2 separate regions of the Homo sapiens genome follow, and region 2 is linked to region 1. Evidence: read pairs that join two places in POLR2A ChIA-PET (ENCODE). Cell type or tissue: A673. All regions are shown on one strand. Each heading gives the region's core, and the rest is flanking DNA. Links, peaks and the distances in the headings are about the cores only.

Region 1 (7,380 bases), core at 1,197-6,196:
TTTTTTGGCGACAGAGTTTCGCTCTTGTTGCCCAGGCTCGAGTGCAATGGAGCGATCTCGGCTCACCACAACCTCTGCCTCCCGGGTTCAAGCGATTCTCCTGCCTCAGCCTCCCAAGTAGCTGGGATTACAGGCGTGCGCCACCACGCCTGGCTGATTTTGTATTTTTAGTAGAGACGGGGTTTGTCCATGTTGGTCAGGCTGGTCTGGAACTCCTGACCTCAAGTGATCTGCCTGCCTCGGCCTCCCAAAGTGTTGGGATTACAGGAGTGAGCCACTGTGCCCAGCCTGATACTCTAATGCATAAGAGATGGCTGGGCAACATAAAAGGCTAAAAACACCAACCAATACTCATATTATTATAAGTGGTTTGAATAAGGTTTCAGTAGCTGATGATGCTGAAACCAACAATTCATGACCTGTGAATTGTGAGTTTCCACAGTCTGCTTAAAAAATACAACTGAGACTCACTCTGTAAGTGAAGGAGAGTGATTGAAGAAACGAAAAAAGATTTGACTTCAGGCTACCATGCTATTTCCAAATGTCAGCTGATGAGTAATGAGTTACTAAGTGATTGTTTTAGAAAGAAAAGAAGGTATACACTTTTTCCTCCTCCATTACATTTATATAAGTAGAAATATTCTAAGAGTTTGCTGAAATTGGAGCACCAGTAACAATATTTGCCTTTTGATTTTGTAGGGCAGAAAGCTGAGCCAGCCAGCCATTTTGGAAATGGAGGCTTGGGATTGGATTAAGTGGTCTTGTGGTCATGTGAAAACTTTGTTCTGTCACCACTGTCCCTTTAAACTTACTTTCGGGGGAATTTTGGCCTTGTGTGAGCATTTTTATCTCTGGCAAGCTCCCTTCCTCTCTTAGATAATAGAGATTATCTCCCGGGATTACAAGGACAGCTTCTCCACAACGAATCCTGATATCATTTGGCACTTGGAGCTCGACAGCTTGGAAATCTGGGCCACATCCGAGTGACAAAGGCAAGCTTCTTGGTGTTACCTGGGGCCTTCCCAACTAGCAATTCCTGTGGTTCTGGAGAGATCCCTCTTGCCTAGGAGACAATTCCCTGGAATTTGATATTTATAGGAAATGGCAACCTGGTTTTGTTTAGTCAGACTATTCAGGTCTAGGAAAAAGCAGATCTCCTTATCGGGCACCATGAAGACATGAGAAGCAAGCTGACCAAAAAGACAAATTGTACACTGGTGCCTTGGAGTCAGATCAATATTCAATTCCTGAACAACTGGCGGAGTGACTTAACCGAGAACCTCAGTTTCCCTTGTGAGGAAGCAAGGACTCTTCACAGAAATTCTATTTCTTCTTCCAGGAGCTTAACAGAATGCCATTTCCCTTATCCCATCCCCTTTGATATTAGGCATGGCCAGATGACATGCTAGGCCAAAGAAATGGAGGTGCAACAGACACGTGTCACTTCTGGCTGTGAGCTGAGAGACAGCTTGTTATTCACCTGCTCTCTCTGTCTCTCTCTCTCTGCATCCCTGATACTAGCAAGAGTGGCTGCTCCATTTCCTGGGTCTTAGGGTCAGGAAACCTGGGAGCTAAGCTATCAGCTGATCAACAGTTAGAGATGTGGTGTGAGTAAGAATCTGTTGTTGTAAGTTGCTAAGATTGGAGGGTTGTTCGTTACCATAGCACAAGTTAGCCTGTCCTGATACAAGAATCAGTTAGTTTTCAAGGAGATAGAGGAAAATTAAAGGACATAAAGGAGTGAAGCGTGTGCCATCTCAAAACATACCAGATTAGGATCTTGATTATTTCAAGTTGAAAACATTAGAGAAATTGTAGTTTCAGAAAGGGCTGGCTGGCCTGTCTCTTCCTACATGTAGCAAGTGTGAAAGATTTCTCACACCAGGTGAGAAAATAGCTCTATCACCAGAGACTTGGGATGGAAAGCTTCAAAGGACCTGAATAAACGTACTTAATTATGTAACCCATGTTGCCTCCATCTCTACTAAAAACACACACAAAAATTAGACAGTTGTGGTGGCACGTGCCTGTGGTCTCAGCTACTCTGGAGGCTGAGGCATGAGAATCGCTTGAACCTGGCGGGCAGAGGTTGCAGTGAGCTGAGATCACACCACTGCACTCCAGCCTGGGCGACAGAGCAAGATTCAGTCTTAAAAAAAAAAAATGTAACCCTTATCTTCAACCTCTTTTTCACTCCCCTATACATCTCCTAGTAACTCCTCCAGAAAATGTACTGCCCCCAGCCAGATTTTCTTTTGTCTTGCCATTTCTTCTCAATTTTATTATTCTTTGTCTAAATAGTACAAAAGCATCTTGCTTTCGCCACTTCTTTGGTCTTCACTCTCTTGTGAAGATCCCCATGTACGCATAAAACTAAGAAAATTTATATAGTTTGCTCTTGTTAATCTGCCTGATGTCAGTTTGGTTTCTAGATCCAACTATAAAGCCCACCGGCTAAGAGCTAAATGTGTGTTGGAGGGGATCTCTGACTCCTCTACAGAAGCAGAGCGGCAAAGCCTCTTGCATGGTGTTTGGCTTATAGAAGGTGATTTATTTATTCAATCTTTAGGATCCTACTATGTACCAGATGCTTGGGACACATTGGGACATAAAACAAAAAGTGATCTCTGCTCTCTCTCTCTTTTTTTTTTTTTTTTTACTATCTAGAGTTGATAGACACTGCTATTGTTGTATGTTGATAACAGACTCTACTTGCATAAATGCTGGAGTAGGGAGTTCTGTGCAGTCATAGAGGAAGACCCAAGAAGGCCTTGAAATGCATCATGGCAGCCACATTCATTCTTAAACACAAAAACCACACTGGAATTGTGTACAAGGCAATGTCCTCATGAAAGACCATCATATGGGCCAGGCGTGGTGGCTCACGCCTGTAATCCCAGCACTTTGGGAGGCTGAGGCGGGCAGATCATGAGGTCAGGAGATCGAGACCATCCTGGCTAACACAGTGAAACCCCATCTCTACTAAAAAATACAAAAAATTAGCCGGGCGTGGTGGTGGGCGCCTGTAGTTCTAGCTACTTGGGAGGCTGAGGCAGAGAATGGTGTGAACCCAGGATGTGGAGCTTGCAGTGAGCAGAGATGGTGCCACTGCACTCCAGCCTGGGTGACAGAGTGAGACTCTGCCTCAGAAAAAAAAAAGAAAAGAAAAAAGAAAAAAAGAAAGAGCATCTTATATACACAATTGGGGTAAATTTTGTCAATATTGTCTTTTGCAGAAGAATATTGATAATAGCTGCTATTTATTTTGCACTTGCGATGCTCCAAGATTTGTGCTAATGTTTTCTATGCATTATCTCGTTTAATAGGATCCTTACAAGAGTAAAATTGATATCGTTATAACGATTTTATACATGAGGGAATTAAGGTTTAGAAACTAACTTACTTACCCAGGGGAACAGAACCGAAAAGTGGCAGAGTGTGAGTTCGAATCCCCATCTGATACAAAAATAAAAATATACAGGATACAGGCATATAATACAATCTCAACTGGAAATACAATAGTACACTACTATTGTTTTCCATATAGATACGCTTAAAAAAAATAGGCTTGAAGTTCAACAACTGGCTCTTGGGCAAAAAGTGTATCACACACAGGTTGCATTAGTTTGGCTGGATATATTTTTGTTGTGGTGGTTGTTTTTGGAAGCTTCATAATCAGTCTTGGCAAAATGATCTGTGTGCAAAAACAGAGAATTATTCCAGATGCTGTGTTTGTGAACCTTAAGGAAAAAACTCAGCCCTGGTAAAATTCCCATAAGGCTAGCTGCTTAGGGCGACAACAGGGAAGCTGAATCTGTAAGGTTCGGGGATAATTCAATAAGGCTGTCATTGCTCTCCCATTCCACCTCCAACCCAAGGGTGCCAGGAATGCCCCTGTCCAAGAGCTGGGAGGAGGGTGGATGCCGAGAAATGATCCTGATGCTATTTGGCTCATGGATGACTCAGAGAAGGTGCTGTCAGAGCCTGATTGCCAATGTCATCCTCACTAGGTGATTTCATCCTGGGAGAAAGACAGCCACCAGCAGGGTTCTAGAAACATGATTTTCTTTCCTCATTTGACTGACAGGAACGAGGTGACAGAAACAGTGGGCTTTCACATAAAATGATGCCTCTCCCTTCATGTTATTCCTGCAGCAGAGCTGCAAGCATGACATTCACAGTAACTCATCCTGTCCAAAACAGAGCTCATTATCTCTCCCTCCTCGGTCTTCCCTCTCTTGGATAATAGCACCACCATATACTGAGTCACCCCAGCTGGAGAGCTAATAAGTAGGCAAGAAGGAGTAGAAAGGCCTGAGGATATGGAATTAGAAAAGCAGGATGTAATTGACATCTTTACAATAGAGAGAGAGTCTTGGGGAAATTAACCAAACCTCTCCGAGTTCCAGCTTCCTCTCACCTGGGAATTATCGATATTATGATAATAATCCGGATGTATAAGATTTTCCCTGTCCAGCATCAAGTCGGGATTTCTTTTTTTTTTTCCTTAGTCCAGTGATTTCTTTAACTGCAGTGGCTTATCTTGCATTACCAGGTCTGAGCTCTATGACTCCGATTTTCCCATCATTGTCTATGAGTGCTTCAGAGGCATAGGCTTGTAGCTCCGACTTTCCCACTCACCCAAGTCTGTCAATCATTCCACTGTAGCTGTGCAAACTTCCGCTTTTTGAGGGGACAAGGGAGGATCATCAGCTTTATTTATGTTTATGTTATTTTTAATTTTTAATTTTTGTGAGAACATAGTAGGTGTATATGTGTATGGGGTACATGAGATGTTTTGATAGAGGCATGCAATGTGAAATAAGTGCATCATGGAGAATAGGGTATCCATCCCTCAAGCACTTATCCTTTGAGTTACAATCAAACTACCCTCTTTAAGTTATTTTAAAATGTAAAATTAAGGGACTATAAATTAGTTCAGCCATTGTGGAAGACAGTGTGGCAATTCCTTAGAAACTTAAAGACAGAAATATAATTTGACCCAACAATCCCATTACTGGGTACATACCCAGAGGAATATAAATCTTTCTATTGTAGAGGCACACGCATGCATATGTTCACTGCAGCACTATTCACAATAGCAAAGGCATGGAATCAACATAAATGTCCATTAATGATAGACTGGATAAAAACAATGTGGCACATACATGCTACGGAATACTATGCAGCCATAAAAAAGGACAAGCTTATGTCCTTTGTAGGGACATGGATGGAGCTGGAGGCTATTATCCTTAGCAAACTAACGCAGGAATGGAAAACTAAATACTGTATATTCTCACTTACAAGTAGGAGCTAAATGGTAAGAACACATGGACACATAGGGGGAAACTACACATCCTGGGGCCTTTCAGAGGGTGGAGGGTGGGAGGAGGAAGAGGATCAGGAGAAATAACTAATGGGTACTAGGCTTAATACCTGGGCGATGAAATGATATGTATAACAAACCCCCACAACACAGGTTTATCTAGGTAACAAACCTACACTTGTACCCCTGAACTTAAAAATAAAAGTTCAAATGAATAAATTAATTAATTAATAAAAATAAAAATAAACTAATAAAAAAAGTAAAATTAAGTTACTGTTCACTATAGTCACCCTGTTGTGCTCTCACATAACAATTCTTAGTCTTTCTATTTTTGTACCGATCAAGCTTCCATTTTTAATAAAATGTATTGATTTTATGATTATAGAAGGAATATACATTTTTGTTAAAAATGAAAATATAGGCTGGGTGCAGTGGCTCATGCCTGTAATCCCAGCACTTCAGGAGGCCAAGGCGGGAAGATCACTTGAGGCCAAGAGTTAGAGACAAGCCTGGCCATCATAGTGAAACTCCATCTCTACTAAAAATACAAAAATTAGCCAGGCTTGGTGGCGAGCACCTGTAGTTCCAGCTACTCGGGAGGCTGAGGCAGAAGAATCACTTGAACCCTGGAAGCAGTGGTTGTAGTGAGCTAAGATCATGCCACTGCACTCCAGCCTGGGTTACAGAGTGAGAACCTGTCTCAAAAAAAAAAAAAAAAAAAAAAAGAAAATATAGAAAAGTCCAACAAGCCAACCAAAAAGAATAAAAGCATCATATAACACATGCTGCAGAGACAGCCACAGATGTCATATTGTTAGACTCATTTTCTGTGTCTGCTTAAGAACACTAAAAAATGAACATCTCTGTGACAAGTGCATCCTCATTATAGGAAGAAGTCCATCCCCGAGGCAGGGTGAGTCACAGGGACTGGAACACGAGGGCTCCTGCTGCCTTGGAAGAGTCAGGGTCTGCTCACATGGGCATCAAGAGTCCTAAGCAGGGGGAATAACTTCTGGCCTGAATCACAGCCCCTGGCCCTCCTACCACAGGAGGATGCTTCCATAAATTGTATTCAGAAAAAAAAAAAAAAGCTCATTTCAGTCAAAGACAAACTGTAATATAAAAGAGACCAAGATAGAAGCTATAAAAGAAAACAGGAGGAAAGGGACAGAGGGAAATGGCAAATGAGAAATGCATGGAGAAAAATAGGGTCTTTGGCAAGAGGACCAGTATCACCAGGCTTTCATTCAGTAAAGAAAAGCTTAAAGAGGCATTTATGAAACTAGAGCTCAAGCAGAAATAGCAGCATGCAGAGAAGATATGGCAAGACAACAGAGATGAAATGTTAGCTGGAAGAAAGTAGTGAACAAGCAGGAAGAAGAAGAGAAAGATAAAGCTACTGAGAAACATAAGCTGTGTTAAAGGAAGGACAAAGAAGAATTAGCATAGCTGAAAGCACAGGAATTATTATGAAGAAAAGAGTTGAGAACAGCAAGCAAAATAGCTGGGTACAGCGGCTCACGCCTGTAATCCTGGCACTTTGGGAGGCCAAGGTGTGTGGATCACTTTGAGACCAGCCTGGGCCATATGGTAAGATCCTGTCTCTACAAAAAAATTAGCCAGGTGTGGTGGTGCGTGCCTGTAGTCCCAACTACTCGGGAGGCTGAGGTGGGAGGATCACCTAAGCCTGGGGAGGTTGAGACTGCAGTGACCTATGATTGTACCACTGCACTTCAGCCTGGGTGACAGAGTGAGACCCTGTCTCAAACAAACAAACAAACCAACAAACACCTATACACCTATTTCATATATGTATATAGAGAGTACCTATATAATCTATATCTATGTATCATGTATCTGTCTATCTATCTATGCGGAGAATAAAGTAAAAAAAAAAGTTCCAACATGTCATAATTGTTGTCCCCAAGAAAAAGATTAAAATAACAAAACAAAAATATATATTTTAAGATTTACTGTAAGAAAATTTTCCATAAAAAGTTTAAATCTATGTAACAGAAACAGCAAACCATGGCTCTCAGGAAAGCTGACATGCA
Region 2 (6,190 bases), core at 1,191-6,190, 1.1 Mb after region 1:
TTTTGGTAATTTTAGTAGAGACGGGGTTTCACCATGTCGGTCAGGCTGGTCTTGAACTCCTGACCTCAGGTAATCCGCCTGCCTGGGCCTCCCAAAGTGCTGGGATTACAGGCGTGAGCCATGGTGCCGGGCGTTGGGACTGAGCTCTTAACTCAGGGAGTCTTTGTTAATTCATTAGCATCAGAATTGAACTGAACAGTAGGATGCCCGGCTGGTGTCAGAGAATTGATTGGTATAGCAAAAAGCCCCACAAATTTGGTGTCAGAAGTGAAGGATTGAGTGGTGTGAGTACAGAGAGAAAAACGATTGGTCTTTCCTGTATTCACTGATCCATGTAACAATACAGAAAAGTATTTTGATTGATTCTACCATTTAGAAATAAGTATGGTGGGGGTGGGTGCAGTGGCTCCCGGCTGTAATCCCAGCACTTTGGGAGGCCGAGGCAGGCGGATCACAAGGTCAGGAGTTCAAGACCAGCCTGGCCAATATGGTGAAACCCCGGCTCTACTAAAAATACAAAAATTAGCCAGGCATGGTGGTGGGTACCTGTAGTCCCAGCTACTCGGGAGGCTGAGGCAGGAGAATCGCTTGAACTTAGGAGGTGGAGCTTGCAGTGAGCTGCGATCACGCCACTGCACTCCAGCCTGGGCAACAGAGCAAGACTCCATCTCAAAAAAAAAAAAAAAAAGAAAAAAAAGGAAAGAGAAATAATAAGTATGGTGGCCAGGTGTGGTGGCTCATGCCTGTAATCCTAGCTACTATGGGAGGTTGAGGCAGGAGGATCTCTCAAGTTCAGGAGTTCAAGACCAGCCTGGGCAACATAGTGAGACCCTGTGTCTACAAAAAACATCAAAAAAATTTAGCTGAGCTTGGTGGTGTACGCCTGCAGTCCCAGCTACGCAGGAGGCTGAGGTGGGAGGACTGCTTGGGCCCAGGAGATTTGAGGCTGCAGTGAGCCGTGATTGTGCTACTGCACTCCGGCTTCAGCAACAGAGCAAGACCCTGTTGCCAAAAAAAAAAAAAAAAAAAAAAAAGAAAAGTGTCCAGTTTTCAACTGGGTAGGTAGATTATATATCTATGAATTTTAATTCAGCATAGAATAGAGGATAGAGTTACAAAAGGTGGGTCTAACAGGGTTTAGAACTGCAGGACTGGCCGGGCGTGGTGGCTCATGCCTGTAATCCTAGCACTTTGGGAAGCTGAGGCAGGAGGATCACCTGAGGTCAGGAGTTCAAGACCAGCCTGGCCAACATGGTGAAATCCCATCTCTACTAAAAATGCAAAAATTAATTAGCCAGGCATGGTGGTGCATGCCTGTAATCCCAGCTATTCGGGAGGCTGAGGCAGGAGAATCAATTGAACCCGGGAGGCAGAAGTGACAGTGAGCCAAGATTACACCACTGCACTCCAGTCTGGGTGACAGTAAGACTCTGTCTCAAAATAAATAAATAAATAAAAATAAAAAATAACTAAAAGAGTATAATTGGATTGGTTTTAGCACAAAGGATAAATGCTCGTGGGGATGGAGACCCCATTCTCCATGATGTGATTATTACGCATGCATGCTTGTATGAAAACATCCCATGTACCCCATATATACACCTAATATGTAGCCACAATAATTAGAAAATTTTAAAAAACTCATGCTGCAAGTCTTTACAAAAGATTATTTTATTAATTCAATTTTTGCATAAAAGACTGTTAAAAGAACTTGCTAACTTGAAAACAATTTTGAGTATTTATGATCTTTCCAACTTGAAAACACCTGAACCTTATAGAACAGATTGTGTAAAGCAGCCAGGGCCACAGGAGTGAAAGAAGATGGAGACCCGCCGTCTGGTCATGATATGAGAGGCCTGGACAGTGACCTCACGAACAAAAAGAAATGATCCTCTTCAGTCCAAAGTGTGTTTGTGAGACTAATGACTCCATGCCCTCACATGGCCACTCCTCTTACAGCAGACAGCTTCACTCCGCTCCAGCCCCGGTACTGCGGTCTGTGGTAATTTACATGGGAATGGGATGAGATCTAGTAGTTTTAGATCCAACGCAATTCTGGGAAGGGTTGGTAATAAACCAAAACTCAATCTATGCAGTATTTAAAAAATAATTGAGAGTTGTGACAACTTCGATTCTTTTCAGGAGGTGCTGTCTTAAGATAGAAGAAAGGGATCAAGCTCTTATCTTAGAAAGCACAGACACGTTTAGCTCAGGGTAGTGCAATTCAATGCTAAGTGGCTGCTCCATGAAATCTAAGGGCCGGGTAAGGGGAAGAGGCCCAGGGACTTCTTCCTTGTCTGACACTCTCGGGACTAGCATTCTGGCAGGTCTTACAAGTTATAATACAAAACCATCAGATAAATTCTAATCACGACTGTGTAGTTCCTCCCCAAAATAATTTTCCTCTTAGAAGTAAAATCAGGAAAGGGGCTGAGTTCTGAAAAGAAACATCGGGGCTGTGGCCCAGGCCCTCTGAGTGTGGACGCTGTCCCCCGTGTCTCCATGTTTACTGCCTTATCGTCTCCTTTGTATGAAAGTATAATTTACGTAATTCGTCCTTGGAGAATCACAGTGGTGTTCAAGAACCTTTTGAGGCCATCCAAGTTTTTGTCCTTCAGTACCTTGAAATCAGATAATCTCAACATCCAGAAATAGCCTTTGATTTGTTCTTTCTCTGATGTCTTGTGTCCTTGGGATCAAAGCCTCTTTCACTGGCACCAAATAATGCCCAGTGAGGAGTTCTGGCCATATAATCCTTTGCGCTGAACGTTTTTGATCCACCACTATCTTCATATTCCTGGATGAGCTCCTGGAAGCGGTTATAATCGATCCATGTCCACCATTCACCACCAATTTTAAACTGGAAAGAAAAAAATGTGTCAAGTCAGAAGTAAAAACATCCCTAGAAAAAAAAAATGAATGTTTTTAAAATCATGAACAAGTCTGATCTTTTCTCCCTATCACGTCAAGAAAACAAAAACAAAAACAAACACAAAAAAACCTCTTCCATGTTCCAGACATGACTTCCTATCAAACCAAGATGCGCTACAATCACAGGAGAGCTTCCTTTCCCTTGGGCCTGCAGTTTTGCTGGGCCCGGAAGACAAGTCAAGTTTATCTCAAGCAGTCCCGCTGACACAGGGTTAAATGTTTCCATGTTACCATGTGACTAATTCAAACTCATTCTAATTCCTGCTGTTGCTGCTTTTGATCGGTTACAAATTTTCAAGGCTGTGTTAACAGCACCTCGTGGAATCCTTTTTAGACTCAACTTGGCTTGAGTTATTAGTGAAGGTTTCATCAATAACTTCTAATTCAAACATGCTAACTAAATGACTCAAACTAGCTTTTCTGGCCTAACGTGGATACAATATCTCATTAGTGGAAAGCCTGAAAAATTTCAATTCAGTAAGAGGGGATAATCCAATTTGTACTCTCTTAAGAAAATTGCTTCTCAAAAGTCACGGTGGAATAATGACCTGGAATGAAGAAAACAGAAAGAAAGTTGAAGAGGCTCAGAAGGAAATACTAATTGAACTGTGAAGGCTTTTAATTCAAAGCTATTGTTTGGCATTCATTTCTGTAAATGTATTAACTAATATGCTGATACCTGACTCATAAACAGACAAGTACTTGTCATGCCACTGTCTTTTTTTTTTTTTTTTTTTGAGACAGAGTCTCACTCTGTAGCCCAGGCTGGAGTGTAGTGGCCTGATCTCGGCTCACTGCAAGCTCTGCCTCCTGCGTTCATGCCATTCTCCTGCCTCAGCCTCCCGAGTAGCTGGGACTACTGGCTCCTGCCAGCACACCTGGCTAATTTTTTGTATTTTTAGTAGAGACGGGGTTTCACCGTGTTAGCCAGGATGGTCTCGATCTCCTAACCTCGTGATCCACCGGCCTTGGCCTCCCAAAGTGCTGGGATTACAGGCGTGAGCCACCACGCCCGGCCCATGCCACTGTCTTTTAAAAAACTTCGACTAATGGCCAGGCACGGTGGCTCACGCCTGTCATCCCAGCGCTTTCAAAGGCCGAGGCAGGTGGATCGCCTGAGGTCAGGCGTTCAAGACTAGCTTGGCCAACATGGTAAAACCCTATCTCTACTAAAAATACAAAAATTAGCCAGGCGTGGTGGTGTGTGCATGTAATCCCAGCTACTCGGGAGGCTGAGGCAGGAGAATCGCTTGAACCTGGGAGGTGGAGGTTGCAGTGAGCTGAGACAGTGCCACTGCACTCTAGCCTCAGTGACGTGAGTGAAATTCCATCTCAAAAATAAAAATAAGAAAACTCCAATGAACTAAATGAACTAAGGAACAATTTCCTGTTCTAGCCACAAAAAAAAGAAAGAAAATACATAGGTTCCTGAATTTAGAATATTAAAATATGCTGAATTTAAATGACATCTGATTTTTTACCCACTAGCTAAGAGCTTTCTAGGGGGAAAATGCTGAATATGTGGAAAAGTTTAATTACTCTATGAATTAGAAGAAATTTTCTTGTAATAAGACCATTCATGGAAATGGTGCCTCAAGGGCCCTGTGAACTCTACAACCCAAGATGTAAAATTTATATCTCACCATCATTTTCTCTCCCAAGACAGACTGTCCCTGAAGTGTTGTCTACTGTTGTGGAGGCAATCACTGTCATTCCCAGGCACTGAGCCTCGAAACTGCAGAGTCAAAGGTGACCTCCTTTTCCCTGGCCGCTCACACCACCTCCATCGATTCTCCCTGGGCAGCACTTCTGCTGCCAGTGGCGTGACTTGGTCACGCAGGCCCTTCCTCTGGGCCACAGCCACTGTCTTCCAGCCAATTGACCTTCTGATTCCAGCTGTGGCTTCTCTCAACTTCCCACAGACGGCCTGAGACTGTGCCGACAGCAGAATTGATTCCTATGATCCTGAATGTAAAGTCTGAGTATCAAATCTGCATCTCTTGGTGAGCTGTGGTCCTCTCACGTGACGCCCAAGCTGTTCCCTCTGTCTAACTCACATGTCCTTCATCCTTTGCTCTGGGAAGTCTTCCTAAATCCTGTTAGTTCGGTTGCAGTGAGAGAGTTCCCATGTTAGACAATTTCTGTCAGTTTCCTGGCCACAGGACCTCACTGTCTTGAACTTCCGCAGACACTATAATGGTCCCTGCAGTTTCCTCCTGCATTCCACCCCACCAAGCCTGCTGGCTCTGTGAATATAGGAACTTAACAACATATGCCATCACCCAGGACATGCGAGGGCCCAGTCTTTCTTCCTCACCTCTTTTTCTTTTTTTTTTTTTTTTTGAGACAGAGTCTCGCTCTGTCTCCCAGGCTGGAGTGCAGTGGTGCTATCTCGGCTCACTGCAAGCTCCGCCTCCCGGGTTCTCGCCATTCTCCTGCCTCAGCCTCCCAAGTAGCTGGGACTACTGGCACCTGCCACCACACCTGGCTAATTTTTTTTTGTATTTTCAGTAGACACAGTGTTTTACCGAGTTAGCCAGGATGGTCTCGATCTCCTGACCTTGTGATCCGCCCATCTCGGCCTCCCAAAGTGCTGGGATAACAGGCGTGAGCCACTGCACCCAGCCCTTCCTCACCTCTTAACAAATCTAGAAGACCATACAAAGAATCAAAATTCCACCCGTTCTACTGACATCTTGAGACATGATGGGATTTTGCTGCTACTGGCTCCATGGAATAAAAGGGACTGCTTCACTGTGTATTCATGACAGAGGCATGACACTCACCCTTGACTGAGCCTGGGGTGACTGACATGACATTAACATGTAATTCAACATGCATGACAGTCAAATGAGGCCAAAAATCATGATCCATCCATCAACATGGGCCAATTGGGACAACTATGGACTTGGCCCAGTTACATACATTTAGAAAATAATTATAATACAACATAGCATGTATAGCAGGTGAGGTTATGTACAAGGCACTTGGGGAGTACAGGGACAGGTGTGATAAATCACACAAGCTTGGCCCTGTAGAGGAGTCTCTTTGGGGATCCCAGTGTTGCTTGCTGAAAGACAAGAGATGACCATACTCTCTTCTTCCCTATTTGTGTCCCTTTGGTGTTTTGATTTCTAGATCTGAAGTCTGACCCCTCTGGTTCATAATCCTGATGCTCCTTCACCCTCAAACTCTAACATGATCATTTACCATGGGTGTTCTAAGAGAGAGTAAAGGATTAGTTTGAGCAATACAATGG

Evidence for each region. Peaks named below come from ENCODE experiments on the same cell type or tissue, not always from the same donor. Only the 100,000 strongest peaks of a DNase experiment are listed, where the experiment ranks them.
Region 2: POLR2A ChIA-PET joins it to region 1 with 8 read pairs; 2 of 35 experiments call an interaction of 5 or more read pairs at or near these places.

The regions. Positions count from the first base shown.
Region 1 is chr7:68,303,624-68,311,003 of GRCh38, reverse strand. All of the region lies in intron 1 of LOC105375341 (a long non-coding RNA gene), which reads left to right. Among named protein-coding and RNA genes, the nearest start is that of LINC01372, 970 kb to the right of the region's middle. In A673, for the core only: no CTCF peak of the experiment used is centred there; no DNase peak of the experiment used is centred there.
Region 2 is chr7:67,234,978-67,241,167 of GRCh38, reverse strand. TYW1 (tRNA-yW synthesizing protein 1 homolog) reads right to left here. Exons shown (of 16, transcript NM_018264.4): 16 at 1,654-2,860. The coding sequence ends at 2,639. LOC124901665 (a long non-coding RNA gene) reads left to right here and starts at 4,216. Exons shown (of 3, transcript XR_007060372.1): 1 at 4,216-4,934. RefSeq lists a silencer at 1-226 and an enhancer at 1-451. In A673, for the core only: no CTCF peak of the experiment used is centred there; a DNase peak (open chromatin) is centred at 3,467.